Regions from separate parts of the Homo sapiens genome. Here region 2 is linked to region 1. A link is an interaction called in ENCODE POLR2A ChIA-PET data of the cell type or tissue named here. Cell type or tissue: PC-3. All regions are shown on one strand. Each heading gives the region's core, and the rest is flanking DNA. Links, peaks and the distances in the headings are about the cores only.

Evidence for each region. ChIA-PET counts read pairs that join two places held together with the same protein. Peaks named below come from ENCODE experiments on the same cell type or tissue, not always from the same donor. Only the 100,000 strongest peaks of a DNase experiment are listed, where the experiment ranks them.
Region 2: POLR2A ChIA-PET joins it to region 1 with 5 read pairs; 2 of 35 experiments call an interaction of 5 or more read pairs at or near these places.

The regions. Positions count from the first base shown.
Region 1 is chr1:205,996,181-206,003,166 of GRCh38, reverse strand. The region is part of intron 1 of RAB7B (RAB7B, member RAS oncogene family); the gene reads left to right. Among named protein-coding and RNA genes, the nearest start is that of RAB7B, 3.7 kb to the left of the region's middle. In PC-3, for the core only: no CTCF peak of the experiment used is centred there; a DNase peak (open chromatin) is centred at 1,586.
Region 2 is chr1:206,120,045-206,128,815 of GRCh38, reverse strand. AVPR1B-DT (AVPR1B divergent transcript) reads right to left here. Exons shown (of 3, transcript NR_186693.1): 3 at 2,011-2,326. It overlaps LOC105372869 (a long non-coding RNA gene), which reads left to right. Exons shown (of 3, transcript XR_922476.3): 3 at 2,410-2,610. Among named protein-coding and RNA genes, the nearest start is that of AVPR1B-DT, 6.6 kb to the right of the region's middle. In PC-3, for the core only: no CTCF peak of the experiment used is centred there; no DNase peak of the experiment used is centred there; H3K27me3 peaks cover 659 bases.

The DNA.
Region 1 (6,986 bases), core at 505-3,004:
GCAGGGAATGCAAGGATGAGATTTCCAATCTGGCAGCTGCAGAGTTTAAATCCAGCCCTAAGACCCCACCCTGGAGAAGCTCCCAGGGTGTGGCAGCAAGAAAAGACTTCCCTGCCTGTGCGAAGAGCTGAGGCCCAGCTCGGAGACCCACAAAGGCCATCAGTCCCAGGACGCAGCTGCTGGCCCAGTCAGGAGAGGATGGCGCTGCTGCCTCAAACCTGCAGGACCTGCCAGAAACTAGAGCCCTGCATGAGGGCAAAACCCTGCTGGCACCCAGAGTCCCCTTGTGACATTGACAGAGTGCCTTCTGGGATGGAATTGTGTTGGCCTAAGGGTCTCATCAGGGGAAGCTTGGCCCCTGGAGTAGGAAATTATCACTCCTGTTCTAAATCATAAATATTTCTCCTTGCCCAGTGCTGCAATGCCAGGGGAGCCAATGAATAGAGTCGGACGGATCTGGGTTCTATACCCAGTTCTTGACCCAGGTATCCATTGGGCTTCAGTGGCATTTTGTAAACTGCAAGTGCTCTATAATTGCTAGGTATTATGTATTAATACAAATAATTTCTTTGGGCTTACAGATCAATCTCCCACCACAAAGGTCCCACGGAGATAGTAACTTGTCTGTATCTTTAGACCTACACAGTGCTGGGGCTTAGTAAGCATGCACTGCCTGTGCCAGACAGATGAACAGATGGATGGATGAGTGGATGGATGGCTGTTCATGGAAACCTCTAGAATCCCAGCATTGGTCAGGCTCTTTAGTGGGATACAGAGAGGTGTGAGGCACAGCCCTGCCCTTCAGGCATGGACAGTCTACTCAAGGAGACAAGATCCTCAAATAACCTAAAGAACAAGAGCGCCAAGCCTCCTGAAACCAGGGCTGTAGGTACACTTCCCAGAGGGAGCAGGTCTAGACCTGCTAGGGTTGAGGTGGGTAAGGCGGAATTGTGAACATTACTGGGAGGCAACAAAGCCTTGTGCTCTCTACATAGCCTCTTTTCACAGACAAATTTTGCTTCCAAGATTGTAGGTCCCATTATTTTTTAGGGTGGATATATTTGTCCTTTTCCAAGGTATGGGATCAGGAGGGGAGGTGCTGAAAGTGGACAAGAGCCTGGAAAGATAGTATGATGGGGGCGGGAGACTCTGTCTGCTTCAGAATCCTTACCTGCCCCTGCTCACTCGTCTCCTGTCAGCAGAAGTGATACCCCACCCAATGCAGATGCGACAGAAGATTGTACCTGGTTTCAGGTTGGAGCCAGCGGGGTAAGGAGAGAAAGGAAGTGAGAAATGAGAGGGAAGGGGGTTCCAGCGTTCTTGGAGGGCTGGTGCCAGGCACTGGGGCTTGGCAACAGCTCAGTCCTTCTTACTCCACAGGGGCTGAGCTACACTGTAGCTTTGGCAAATGGGCAGGACCAGGACTCCAGGCTTAGAAGTGCTGCCAGACAAGAAGGGGAAAGAGCTGGGGACCTCCAGTGGGGAGTCAGTCACCGCAAGTTCTGCTCTGTGTGGACCGGGGCTGGCTGAAGGCAGAGTCCTGCATTTCAATCCTGCTTTTCACTGTTACTTAACAGTAGAGGATGACTCAGCCTAGCCTCTAGGAGGATTCCTTGGTTTGAAGCATCTGAGTCAGCTGAGTGGGTGGAATGAGGCTTAGTGACAACACTACACTTTTTACAGATAAAGGATAAAATGGAAATATTATGAACAACTTATTCCTATACATTTCACAGCTGAGATGAAATAGAAAAATTCCTTAATGATACACATTACCAAAGTTATCTCAAAAAGAAATAGATAAGCTGTATAGTCCTACGCTTCTTTAAAAATTGAATTCATAGTTAAAAAGTTTCTAATAAAAAACTTCAATTCTAAAAAAAAAAAAAGACGGCTACTGCCAAAGCCCAGCAGAGATGACATGGAAAGGGACTCCAACCACTGTATGAGATCTGCGTGTGCCTCCTAGGTGAGCCAGGCTGCGTCACCCCACAAACCGCCCCCACTTCCCACGGACCTGGTCCCAGTCACTCTTTGTTGCTCCTAGTGAGGCTGGGCCCAAGGACTGGGCTCTTATAAAATAGCAGCCTCAGCAAACTCCTGCCCTTCTAGGATAGGGTAGGGGAACCTGCAGTAGCAGCACACCCTGAGTGAGCATCTAGGGGAAAGGAACCAGGGAGGGGGTGGAATGTGGGAGCCCAAAGTTAAGGCCGAGGTAACTTACCAGGATCTTGAGCACTTTTTGTGTGGCCCTCAGGAGAAATACTCCTAGGAGCGGGAGGCAGCTCCATGGGGCAGGTCTGGCTCTACCTTTCATGGATGTGGAAGAGATGACTCAAGCACAGGGTGGTGCTTGGCATAAATGACCTTTGAAGTCCTTGCAGGAGTGTGCTGGAGCAGGCTCCACGCTGGTAGCTTGAAGTCAGCCATGGTGGAAGTGTTTACACCATAGGAAGTGGCAAGCATGACCAACCAGGGCCCTGGCCTCTAGACTCACCCCCTCTCCCAGCTGGTAAACAATTATCTGGATCCTTCCCAACTTGGGGACCAGTGCTGTGTTATAAGATCATGACACATGTCACCTGCAGAGGAAGCCACAGCCACGAGTGATGTCCATTTTACCCATGAGGGAACAGACGCCCCAAGGTTCAGTAACCCATCCAAGGCCACAAATGTGTGGAGCCAGGATGAGAATTCTGAGTCCCAAACTCATGATCACTCCATGGCACCAGACATCCTCACTCTCTTGCTCACAGAAGTAATTTGTCCTATCTGAAAATCACGCTCAAATTGCTTTGGGCTGCCATCCACACATCTTTTTAAAGAAATGTTAAGTGATTATTTGATATTCTTAAATTACAAAACAACTTAGGCTTGTGTAACAAATTTTAAAACAAAACATATATAACATAAAATGATAGCTCTTAGCCTCTAATCTACCTTTCCCATCCCTCTTATGAATCATTTAGTGTATATCTCCCCTTAGCTTTCTTATCACACTATATAAAACGTTCAGTGATTTTCTTTTTTCTTACTTAAAGCCATCACGTGTAGCTTCCCACTTCATTATTTCATCTTTTTAAAACTGCCCTTGGCCAGGCGTGGTGGCTCACACCTGTAATGCCAACATTTTGAGAGGCCTAGGTGGGAGGATCACTTGAAGCCAGGAGTTTGATACCAACTGGGGCTACAAAGCATGATCCTGTCTCTACAAAAAATGAAAAATAAAAAATCTGCCTGGCATGGTGGCATACACCTGTAGTCCCAGCTACCTGGGAGGTTGAGGGGGGAGGATCACTTCAGCCCAGGAATTTGAGGTGGCAGGGAGCTATGATCATGCCACTGCACTCCAGCCTGGGCAAAAGAATGAGGCCCTGTCTCTAAATAGACAGATAAATAAATAAATAATAAAACAGCTAATTGTTCCAGAGTATTAATGGATCAGAATTGATGTAGAGAGTGTCATATTGATGGACAGTTAGATTACCCCAATGCTTTAGTAATCATCTGTACAAATATGTGTTTGAGCATATGCATGAGTATTTCTGTAGGACAGATTCCTAGAATGAGAACCTAGGCTGTGTGCATATTACGTTTTGATATTGTCCAATTACCTTCCAAAAAGACTGTGCTAATTCATACTCTATCAACAATATATAAGAGTGTTTCCCTAACACACTTGCCAACCCTAAATATTGTTGTCAATCTTTTTAAAATTTTGCCACTCTACTGGGTGAAAATAAATGGTATTTTGAAATGTTAATTTCCTTGATAGTTAGTAAGGTTGAGTATCTTTTCAAAGCTTACTAATTCTTTATAAGATTTCAATTGGTAACTTGTTCACGTTCTTTGCCCATTTTTGATAGGTGTGTTGCCTTTTATTATCTGTATGAGTGCCTTACACATTGTGCATAGCGACCTGTTATATGTCTCACACACACCTTCTACCTTCCTCGTCCTGCCCCAGCTTTCCCTTCCTAAGCACGCCGCTGGCCTCCCTGCATCAAACCCTCACCCATCCAGCCCCTGAGCTCTCTAACAGGGGCACTATGGAGCAAGGCGTGTGAGTCTCATTCTAGTTTTACAGACAGTAGAACCCAGTAGTTAAGAGAGCTGGCTCTGGGGTTAGGCCTGGACTCCAATCCCAGCTTCAAACCCTGCTCTAACACGTGCGGGCTTTCTGTCTTTAAGGCTGAACTGCTTAACTGCTCTAAACATCTGTTTCTTCAATGGTAAAACAGATAATAATAGTATCAATCTCACAGGCTATCTTTGTGTGCAATAAAATAGCTAGCATTTCTTGAGTCCTTAATTTGTGCCAGTAAATGTATCACAATATGCTATGAATATTGTATTCTATGTGTTCAATGTATTATAATAACGTATTGTTTACCCCTGACAATGCTATTGTGTATTTGTGTATTCACAAAGCCCTCAGCACAGTGCCCACCAAACAAATGTTAGCTTGTAACGTGAGACGTACTCCAGCCCTGCTGCATGGTCGTGTGACAGCGTGTGAAAGCATTGCCCTCTGCCTAGCATGCCGCGTCTCTGACCCTGTGGCCAGTCCTCACACATAGCTCCTGTTGGGCAGCTCCAGTTCTCTCCACCCCCACTGTATCTCTCTGCCACTTTGGCAGCCTTTCTCTGCCTCCTCCAACTCTCCTAGGGTTTTGTTGAAATTCACCAAATCTGAGCCCAGTGCCCTAGATTCCTGTGCACACAGATTCCATGGGTTCAAACTCTGGTGATTAGGAGGCATGACACAGGAAAGCCTTCTCAGCATTTTTTGTTTGTTTATTTGTTTGTTTGAGACCGAGTCTTGCTCTGTCACCCAAGCTGGAGGGCAGTGGCATGATCTCGGCTCACTGCAACCTCTGCCTCCCGGGTTCAAGTGATTCTCCTGCCTCAGCCTCCTAAGTAGCTGGGATTACAGGTGTGAGCCAACAAGCCTGGCTCATTTTTTTGTATTTTTAATAGAGATGGGGTTTCACCATGTTGACCAGGCTGGTCTCGAACTCCTGACCTCATGATCCGCCCACCTTGGCCTCCCAAAGTGCTGGGATTACAGGCTTGAGACACGGCACCCAGCCTGCCTTCTCAGCCTTTGATTCAAACACTAGCTCTTCCATTTACTCCCTGTGCAGGCTTGGGTGAGTTGTGATTACTCAGCTTCTTGGAGCTTGGTTGTACTTGTCTCAGAGGGTAATAGTGAAGATGGCCTGCCCTCGGTAGAATACTTAGCACAGCCCACTGCAGGGGCTCAGCCAGTGCTGCCTCTTCTCCCGCTTCTTCCTGCCTGCCTTTGGTTCTGACTCTCTTTCTAAGGCATTGTGTTGCTTTTTAAAGCTAAGTTAGCACGTTGTATCAATGCCTTTAGGAAACAGCTTCCCTTTGCTCCTAGGACCCTTCCAAAGTGATAACAAATACTTCGAGAGCCATGCTTTTTCAGGGGTTTCTGAACCATTTCTCTCTTGGCTGATTTCCCTCGTGGACAGCAGCATCCATTACAAAATGCCAGCCCAGGTTCAAGCCTTGAATTGCCTTCTTTGTTGGAATATAGGAAATGTTTGCTGAGTGAATGAATGAATGAATGAATGAGTCAGTGCCAGGATCTTTGGTCAGATATTTACAGCCCGTCTTAATCTTGCTTCCTTTCCAGCCTTTCCTCCCTTTACACCTTTCACCTCACCCTTCCCTGAAGCAAATCGCCCACTTTCCCCATTCATCTCTTCCCAAGGCTTTGGTTATTTCATTCCCTCCCCAACCACATGCTTCATTTCTTCAGGACCTAGTTCTGCTGAATTCTCAAGCACTTTCCCTGTGCCTCTCCTGCGGTGCTGTGTACTTTCTCTCTGGTGTCATCACTCAGCCACTGTCCTTTCTTCCTTGGTGACTCCGTGTGGTGGGTTCCTATTTGCTCCATCTCTGTGCTGTTCCCAGTGTCTAGTGCAAGGCTTTGCATGTGGTAGGCATGTAGGCATTTGCTGCATGAACGTGTGAACCATCAAGAAGACCCATTTCTCACCATGCCAACCCAGCATTCCTGGGTTAGAGCAGAAGTTCCAGTGCCACCAACTCCAGGTCCTAGGACAAACAGCTCTGAGTAGAGCTTCAAATCGCCTTTGGTCTATGATATGGTTTGGCTGTGTCCCCACCCAAAATCTCATCTTGAATTGTAATCTGAATTGTAATTCCCATGTGTTGGGGAAGAGACCTTGTGGGAGGTGATTAGATCATGGGAGTGGTTTCCCCATGCTGTTCTTATAATAGTGAGTGAGTTCTCAGAAGATCTGATGGTTTTATAAGGGGCTTTTCCTCACTTTGCTCTACACTTCTCTCCCCTGCTGCCATGTAAAGAAGGATGTGTTTACTTCCCCATCCACCCATGACTGTAAGTTTCCTGAGGCCTCCCCAGCCATGCGGAACCAATTAAACCTCTTTCCTTCATAAATTACCCAGTCTCAGGCAGTTCTTTATAGCATGAGAACAGATGAATACAGTCCATGACATGGTTCATGAAGGGGACACTAACAATCCTAAATCTCTGGGGGCTTCCCATTTTAACTTTGTGTCCCAAGCACAGCTCTCATGGCCAATGAGGTCCAGCTCCAGCAGATAAAGCATTTTTCACCAAGAAGGCATCTTGAGTCTTTGGGGCTCAGCTGGCTCATTCTCCAGTTGGAAAGCCAAGACTCAGAGAGGGGAAGTAACTGGCCCAAGGTCACAAAGTGAGAACCAGAACCAAGGCCTCAGGATGTCCTATTTACAGCTTTTTCCAAGTAGCAGGGGAAACACAAGCTGACCAACTTTTGACACCTCATCTGAGCAGAGTCAAGTCAAGGTTTACTCAGCATGCTTAGTGCATCCAAAGACAAAAGAACCAGGAATTGGGGATAGTGCATATGCATATGTGCATATATGGGTGAAACAAAGGGCCAGTTAAGCATGTATCCTACAACAGTTTTGCTTTACCTTGTTAAACA
Region 2 (8,771 bases), core at 2,610-5,109, 120 kb before region 1:
AGATAAATGAAGAAGGATGTCTGTAACACAGGCTGCCACTTACCCATCCACCAACCCAACCTGAGCAGTAACACTTGCTATGGGGGAATGCACATGAGAATATTGGGAACATGGCAGGATTGGGGGGCGGGGCAGGTTGTGGGGCAGGAAGTAGAAGGAAAAAAGAAGCACAGGTCTCTGAAAGCAGGTTTAGGAAGACACTGAAGCCAAACCTCCCTCCTCTTGTTGTAGCTGAAGGAGAGGAACCAGGCGTGTACTTGAGCCAACTTAATGATGAGTCTTGCTTAAGACTCTACTTCTCTAGAGGATCAAGGAAGCTCTGGCACTGAATACAAGAATAGGAGGAAGCTGGACTCAGCAGCCGTCCCCAGCCTCCCACCTCTTGGGCTCAGCAGCTGTGCACCTCCCTGCTCCTGCACCCTGGACCCCTCCCTCCACAGGGCTCCCAGCCTCAAACAGTCAAGCTCACAAGTTGGCTGGGGCCAGCTTTCCCAGAAACTAGAAAGCTATGCTATGCATCTATCGTCTGTGAATCACTGCCCTCAGGTCATTAAGGAAACTTATTGGAGGTCTGATAGCTACAACGAGCTTAAAAGAAAAACTAAAACTTTTTCATGAACTGATAATAACTAGTTGAAAGTTTCAACTGTTCTCCCAAAGGAGTCAAGGGTGGTGTTATTTGAGCATAGTAAGATTGCCTCCTCTTCTAAGAAGTCATGTCAGAGAGCTAAGTACGTACCCCTGGAGACTCCAGCCCCATTGCCAATGAAACTATCTCGTACTAACTCTGCCTCTTCCCCCTTGGAGCTGAGGTCTGCCGAGGGGCTTCCAGGGAGAGTGTTCCTATTCTATAAAGAGCTACCCCTCTCTAGATTCCAGGATGCCTAGGCACTAGAGAGGGAAAGCCCTTTATAGAGTTCCTCTGTGTTTCCGGCTGCCAGGATGCCTAGGCACTAGATCCCCTCACAGGCCTGAGAGCCTCCCAAAACCACTGTACACACATATGCCCCTGATCCGATGGGGCGACTGAAATTCTTACCACTATTCGAGTCATTTCTCTGATCTACTCTCTAAAAGCCCCTATAAAAGCACAAATCATATACTATACAAATTATTACACAGCCCATCGTAGAAGTTTAGTTGGCTTTATTGGCTCCAGGGCTGAATGTTTTGCCCTAAGGCAGCGAATCAGAATCACTGTGGGTGAGGCTTAGGCATTTTACAATTTGTCCTGGAGATTTGAATGTGCAACCAGGATGAGGAACTGCTGCCCTCAGGGAGCGGTGCACAGAAGGGGAAAAAAGAGACTTAGGTCCCGGCCCTCCCCTGCTCCAGTCTAGACCAGCTCTGTGCCATGTTAAGAATGCCATTTGTAGGCTGGGCGTGGTGTCTCAAGCTTGTAATCCCAGCACTTTGGGAGGCCGAGGCAGGCAGATCAACTAAGGTCGGGAATTCGAGACCAGCCTGACCAACACGGAGAAACCCAGTCTCTACTAAAAATACAAAAATTAGCTGGGTGTGGTGGCGCATGCCTGTAATCCCAGCTACTCGGGAGGCTGAGGCAGAAGAATCGCTTGAACCCGGGAGGTGGAGGTTGCGGTGAGCCAAGATCCTACCATTGCACTCCAGCCTGGGAGACAAGAGCGAAACTCTGTCTTAAAAAAAAAAAAAAAAGAACTCCACCTGTCTCTTTGGCTTTCAGTTTGGACTTTCTTCTGGAAAATGAAAGAATGGGACTTGATGATCTTTGAGGTCCTTTCCATAGTCCTCAGCCTCTTGGCCAGAACCAAAAGATGAGTCTCTTTCAACTGCAACATTTTGTGACTATACAGGTTATTTTATGATTAGAAGAGCCAAATGGAGACTTTCTGGGAGTCCCTGAAGTCAAAACTGGCCAGGTTAACCCTCCTGTCCTTCATACAATTCCTTTTACCTGTTTACTGGCCATCAAACTCAGTGTTAAACCAACCTAACAGAAGGCAATGGCAACATCAAGGGCTGCTCCTAGCTATAAAAGGTGCATTAATCTTCGTAATGGTCCATCTTCCCCAGACCACTTCCTCCATCTGGACATTTATGGGACGGTGAATCAAGGGTTGCCCAGGAAGGTCTCTGTGCAATGCCAGCTCTGGCAGGTCACAATGTTCTGAGAGGGTTCTGAGTCCTAACCAAGAAGAGGCTTCTGCAGGCCAAGCTCCCGAAGGCTTCAGGGAGAAAAATGTCGTTATTCACTTTCTTCTGTCCAGGTCACAGTATGGCAGAAGAGGGACACATGTCCCCACTCTTCTTTGGCAAGTAATAATGCCAGAAGAATTTTGAATTCATCCTTTCGCAAAAATGGGAGATTGTTAAATAAAGATACATTGATAAATATGTATTCTGAGAAACACATTTTATTTTTCATGATAGATCTGTTCCTGAAAACATGGTGTTCAAGTTGAACATATGAAAACAGAACTTCTTTCTTCTTCAATGGAAGTGACACCTAACAATTTGGATTTAGATTTCTCTGCCTCTTACATCTACTGCTTGATAATGTAGAAACCAACATTCAAATCCAGGGAAGCAAATCCTTTTTTAAAAGATTTGATTAAATTATCTGAGGATAAATTGTGCCTTGTTTTTTATTTTTAACTATATTTTTGAGAGGGAGCTTCACAAACTCTTTATTATTCCCTTAAGATCCAACTTTTGGTTCTTATGACATCAGTTTCAGATGAGGACGCACAAGTCACTGTTCCCATTACTATATTGGGAGGGTGGGGTTCTGAAAATGTGCAATGTGAGTGGTGAGTCTTTGCTGGAAGGGTACTATCTTCTCATCTACCAAAGGGAAGGTGAGTAGAAAATTCCTAAAACTAAAAAATCAAGAAGTGGCAGTATCTATTTGTTATTTAAAAATATCAAGGTTAATAGCAAATAAATCTACTAAATTGAATTTAAAATGATGACCTACATCAAGAAATACCATAAGTCAAGTAAAAAGATCAGTGACAAAATGGGAAAAAATATTTGCAACTTAAATGTCAGACAAAGGTTAATTTCCATGGTATATAAAGTTTCTCAAAAAGGATAATTAAAAAGGTCAGCAATCACAGAAGAATCAGCTAGAGATATCAATAATTATTAGAAAAAGAAATGCAAATGGCCCTTAACATTATGAAAAGATGTCCAACCTCACTTAAAAGGCATTCAAATCAAAGCTAAACTGAGATACTATTTTAGACTTATCAAATTGGCAAAAATCCAAAATTTAAGAATACTCTGTTGGCAAGACTGGGAAAACAGACACTCTCATGCATTCCCAGTCATAATGCAAATTGGTTCAATCCCTACAGAGGATAATTTGGCAATATATAGCAGAATTGTTTATGCATATACCCTTAACCCAGGAATCTCACTTCTAGGCGCCTAACACAAAGATTATACTAGTGAAATATGAAAAGATACACACACACACACACACACACACACAAAAAAAACATACATACATATATATCTTTATACATAGATCTATTTATCTATGTATAGAAAGAGGCAATTTATTATAGCACTATTTGTAATAGCAAGACTGGATACAATCAGAATGCCTGTCAAAGGTGACTGGATGAATAAAGTATGGTACTTCCATACACTGGAGTATTAAAAAAACTGCAAAAAGGAAAGAGAAACATCTCTGAATTCTCCCATGAAGTAGTCTGCAGGATATGTTAAATGAAAAAAAGAATTACAAAAAATATACAGTATGCCACTTACATCAAAAATGTCTTGCCATGCCAGAAAGCAATAGAGCTATCAAAGAATGCTAAGACTTTATAGAAAGGACTCAGGATAAAATGGCACAGCCAATTTTGAAAAAGTTTGGCAGTTCCTCAAAAACGTGAACAGAGTTATCGTATAACCCAGCAATTTCATTCCTAAGTATATACCCCCAAAATTAACAACGTATGTCCACACAAAAACTTGCACATGAATGTTCACTAGCAGCATTATTTGTAACCTGCCCAAGGTGGAAACAACCCAAATGTCTATTGACTGATAAAAGATAAAATGTGGTATATCCATACAAGGGAATATTATTTATCCATAGATAGGAAGTACTGCTACATGTTAAAATATGGATGAACCTTGAAAACACTCTGCTAAGTGAAAGAAGCCAGTCACAAAAGGCCACATATTATATGATTTCATTTGCATGAAACGCCCAGAACAGGAAAATCTGTAGAGACAGAAAGTAGATTGGTAGTTGTCAGGAGCTGGGAGTGGGAGGGGGAATGGGTAGCGACTGCTAATGGGTATGTGGTTTCTTCTTCGGGTAAGGCAGTTATCCTGAAATTAGATGGTGGTGATAGTTGCACAACTTTTTGAATATACTAAAAACCATTGGCCGGGCGTGATGGCTCACGCCTGTAATCCCAGCACTTTGGGAGGCTGAGGGGGCGGATCACAAGGTCAGGAGATTGAGACCATCCTGGCTAACATGACTAAAAATACAAAAAATTAGCCGGGTGTGGTGGCAGGCACCTGTAGTCCCAGCTACTCGGGAGGCTGAGGCAGGAGAGTGGTGTGAACCTGGGAGGCGGAGCTGGCAGTGAGCCGAGATTGTGCCACTGCACTCTAGCCTGGGCGACAGAAAGAGACTCCCCCGCAAACAAACAAACAAACAAAAAAACCCATTGAACTGTACAATTTAAAATGGTGACTTTTATGGTATATTGAATTGTTTCTCAATTAAAAAGGCATATACATTAGGGCTGGGCATGGTGGCTCATGCCTGTAATCCCAGCACTCTAGGGGGCTGAGGCAGGAAGACAACTTGAGTTCAGGAGCTCGAGACCAGCCTGGCCAATACGGTGAAATCCTATCTCTACTAAAAATACAAAAATTAGCGGGGGCATGGTGGTGGGCACCTGTAATCTCAGGTACTCAGGAGGCTGAGGCAGGAGAATCGCTTGAACCCAGGAGGTGGAGGGTGCAGTGAGCCGAGATCATGCCAGTGCACTCCAGCCTGGGAGACAGAGCGAGACTGTCTCAAAAAAAAAAAAAGATATATACACTAAATTTTTAAAGAAAATATTCATTGATAAACAAAAAACAACACAAAAGGACTAAGGTACCAACATAAATCAGCTCCATTTGCCAAAGTCGGGACAATTTGAGCATCAAAGTAGTAACTATAAGTGACTCAAACATATAAAATATGTTTAAATCCATGATTTGGCCAGGCGTGGTGACTCATGCCTGTAATCCTAGCACTTTGGGAGGCAGAGGCGGGTGGATCACGAGGTCAGGAGTTCAAGACCAGCCTGGCCAAGATGGTGAAACTCCATCTCTACTAAAAATACAAAAAAAATTAGCCGGGCATGGTGGCACACACCTGTAATCCCAGCTACTCCGGAGGCTGAGGCAGAGAATTGCTTAAACCTGGAAGGGCGGAGGTTGCAGTGAGCCGAGATCGTGCCACTGCACTCCAGCCTGGGCAACAGAGCAAGACTCTGTCTCAAAAAAAAAAAAAAATCCATGATTTGAAGAATTCCAGAAAACAAATTTATTATCTTGAAAACTATTAATAATAGAAAAAGAAGCATTTATTCTGTCTTTTCTGTACAAACTATGCCTAAGGATAACCAAATAGTTAATGAGAGAAGATTCTCTTTACAGAATTATTTAAAGTAATAAACAATGAAGCAATAATAGAATATGATCATTTTGCAATTCTGATGAATTATTGGATCTGTGCAATAATTAACAATGGCTGATAACATCACAGAAAGAGAGACAATCACACATTACATATGATGCACCCAATAACACCTATGAAACACTCTTGCTAAAAAACTAAACTAAACAAATCTAACCAGAATCTAATCAGGCATCAGCAAACAAAGAAACTTGTTAAACAACTTAACAGGGATGCAATTTTGAAAACATACATCATGGGAAATTCTACAAAACAATCTGGTTTCTTCAACAACAACACTGCAAGGAACAAAGCATACAAAGGGATGGCAGTGTAATCTACAAATCACAGACCTAAGAGACACATTAAACAATGCCAGTGCATGAACCTTATTTGAATCTGGATTCAAACAAATAAACCACTAAAAATTTAAAGACAATAAAACATTGTTTTTAGACAATTAAGAATTTATGAACACTGACAAAATATGTGATAATGTTAATGAATTATTAATAGTTTTAGAGATTGTGATGGTTAATTTTATGTATCAACTTGACTGGGCCATGGGGGTCCAGATATTTGGTCAAACATTATTCTGAGTATGTTTGTTAAACATTATTCTGGGTGTGTTTTTGGATGAGGTTAACAGTTAAATCAATAAACTGAATAAGGTGGATTGCTCTTCTTTGATGCAGGTGGGCCTCATCCCATCAGTAAAGGCCTGAATAGAACAAACAGGCAGATCCTCCCTTGAATAAAAGGGAACTCTTTGTGCCTTACTGCTTACACTGGGAAATGTTGTTTTCCCATCTTGAAGCCCCAGTTGGAAAATCTGTTCTCCTTGAGTCTCAAGCCTGCTGGCTTTCAGACAGGAACTGACACCATTAGCTCTCCTGGTTCTCAAGCTTTCAGACTCAGACTGGAACTATACTTTGCCTCTCCTTGGTCTCCAGCTTGCCAATTGTAGATTTTGGGATGTCTCAGCCTCTATAAATTATGTACCTAATTTCTTATAACAAATCTCCTCTCTCTCTTTCTTTACACACACACACACACACACACACACACACACACACACACACACACAAATCTCCTATTGGTTCTATTTCTCTGGAGAACCCTGACTAATACAGGGATGGTAAGGTGTTATAGTTATAGTTAAGAGTCCTTATCCTTTAGAAATACATATATGAAATACTTACAGATAAAATGATATGATGTCTGACATTTGCTTCAAAATAATCTTAGGATGGAAGGAAATGGATAAAGATTTAGATGAAACAGACTGGCTATCTGTTGGTAATTGTTAAAGCTGGGTGATGGAAGCATGGGGTTTCCTCATGCTATTCTCTCTGCTTTTGTATATGGATACAGTTTTCTTTAGTGAAAAAGTAAAAAATGGAAGAAAACGAAAAATAGGAAATTGAAAAATATTAGTAGTATGGGGAATTACTTTTTCTCATAACCACTACTGTAGAATAATTTGACTCTTTATAATATGTGTGTGTGTAAAACTAAGTATCTTTTAAAAATTAAAAAGTGAAGAGAACCTACCATAAATATAATATGTAATGGTGAAACTTTAGATGCATTCTCATTAAAGGTAGAAACATCAACGATTCCTGCTCTTTGACATTGTACTGGAGTCTTAGCCTTTGCAATAAGACAAGAAAAAGAAGAGCTAAATAGAATAGGAGAAAAAAATTATTGTTGTTTGCAGACAATACTGTATGTATAGATAATCCAAAATTATTTACAAACTGCAGGAAAACTGCTGGATATAAGAGCAAGACACAAAAATCAATATTGTTCCCATATATTGGGAATAACCAATAGTAATTAGAAAATGTGGTATAACAAAATTATATACACAATGGCAACAGAAACTGTAAGGTACATAGAAATAAATCTATCAAAAGGTGGGAAGACATTTTTGAAGAAAATTATAAAACATTATTGAAGGACATAAGAATAGACCTGAATGAAATCATAAATATATCAATTATTTCCCAAATTAATCTCTAAAGTCAATGCCTCAAACCAGAAACTCAATAACAGAACTTTTTTGGAACCCAATAAACTGATACCAAATTTCACCATTTCAAAATTTTGAGAAACATTTTAAAAATAAGAACAAAGGGAGGCTTGTTTTTACCAAGAATTAAGGCTCATTAGAAAGCTGTTGTACCTAAAATAGTGAAATATTGGGATAGGGATAGAAAAATAAATTAATAGAATAGGCCAGAGATTCCAGAAATAGCCTCATATAAAATTTGAAATAATGTATTATACAGATGATAGTTGAGAAATGATGGACAATTCAATAAATGGAGTAATTGGCTTGCCCTGCTGGGGAAAAAATGAAGTTAGATTCTTACTCAACACATAATAGAAAAATAAATTCCAGTTGGATTAAAGCTCTAAATATGAAAAACAAAAGTTAAATTTGTTAGAAGAACATACAGGGGGAAATATTTCTATTCTCAAGGTACAGAACACAAGACACAAAAAGCCAAAATAATAAAAGGAGGAATTGATTGCATCATAATTTAAATTTTCTGTGTAACAAAAGACCCCATCCAAAGCAAAAAGATAGTGACAGATTAGAGAAGATATTTTCAACATATCAGAATATATACAGGTCCTACAATTTGATAAGAAAAACAATCTAATAAAAAGTTGAGCAGAAGATATGAATGATTTACAGAAGAGAAAATCCAAACAACAAATAAATACAAGGAAAGATACTCAAAATACTCAGTAATCAGAGAAATAAAAAAGCAAAATGAGATGCTATTTTTACACCTACCAGATTGATAAAAATTAAAAAGTCTGAATATGAAGATGTTGGGAAACTAAAATGCAGCTTGTTGGACAACTAATTTAATACAACTAATTTAGAGATAAAATTCAGGATATGGTCCTATTTAGTTGAAAACTCATACATTATATGACACAGCAATACTTATACTCAGCATATACTTCTAGATATACACCTGGGAGAAATTCTGACACATGAACACAAAGAGACATATGAGAACATTCACTGTAGCACTTTAAAATAAAAATAAATGGGGGAAAAGCTGGAAAT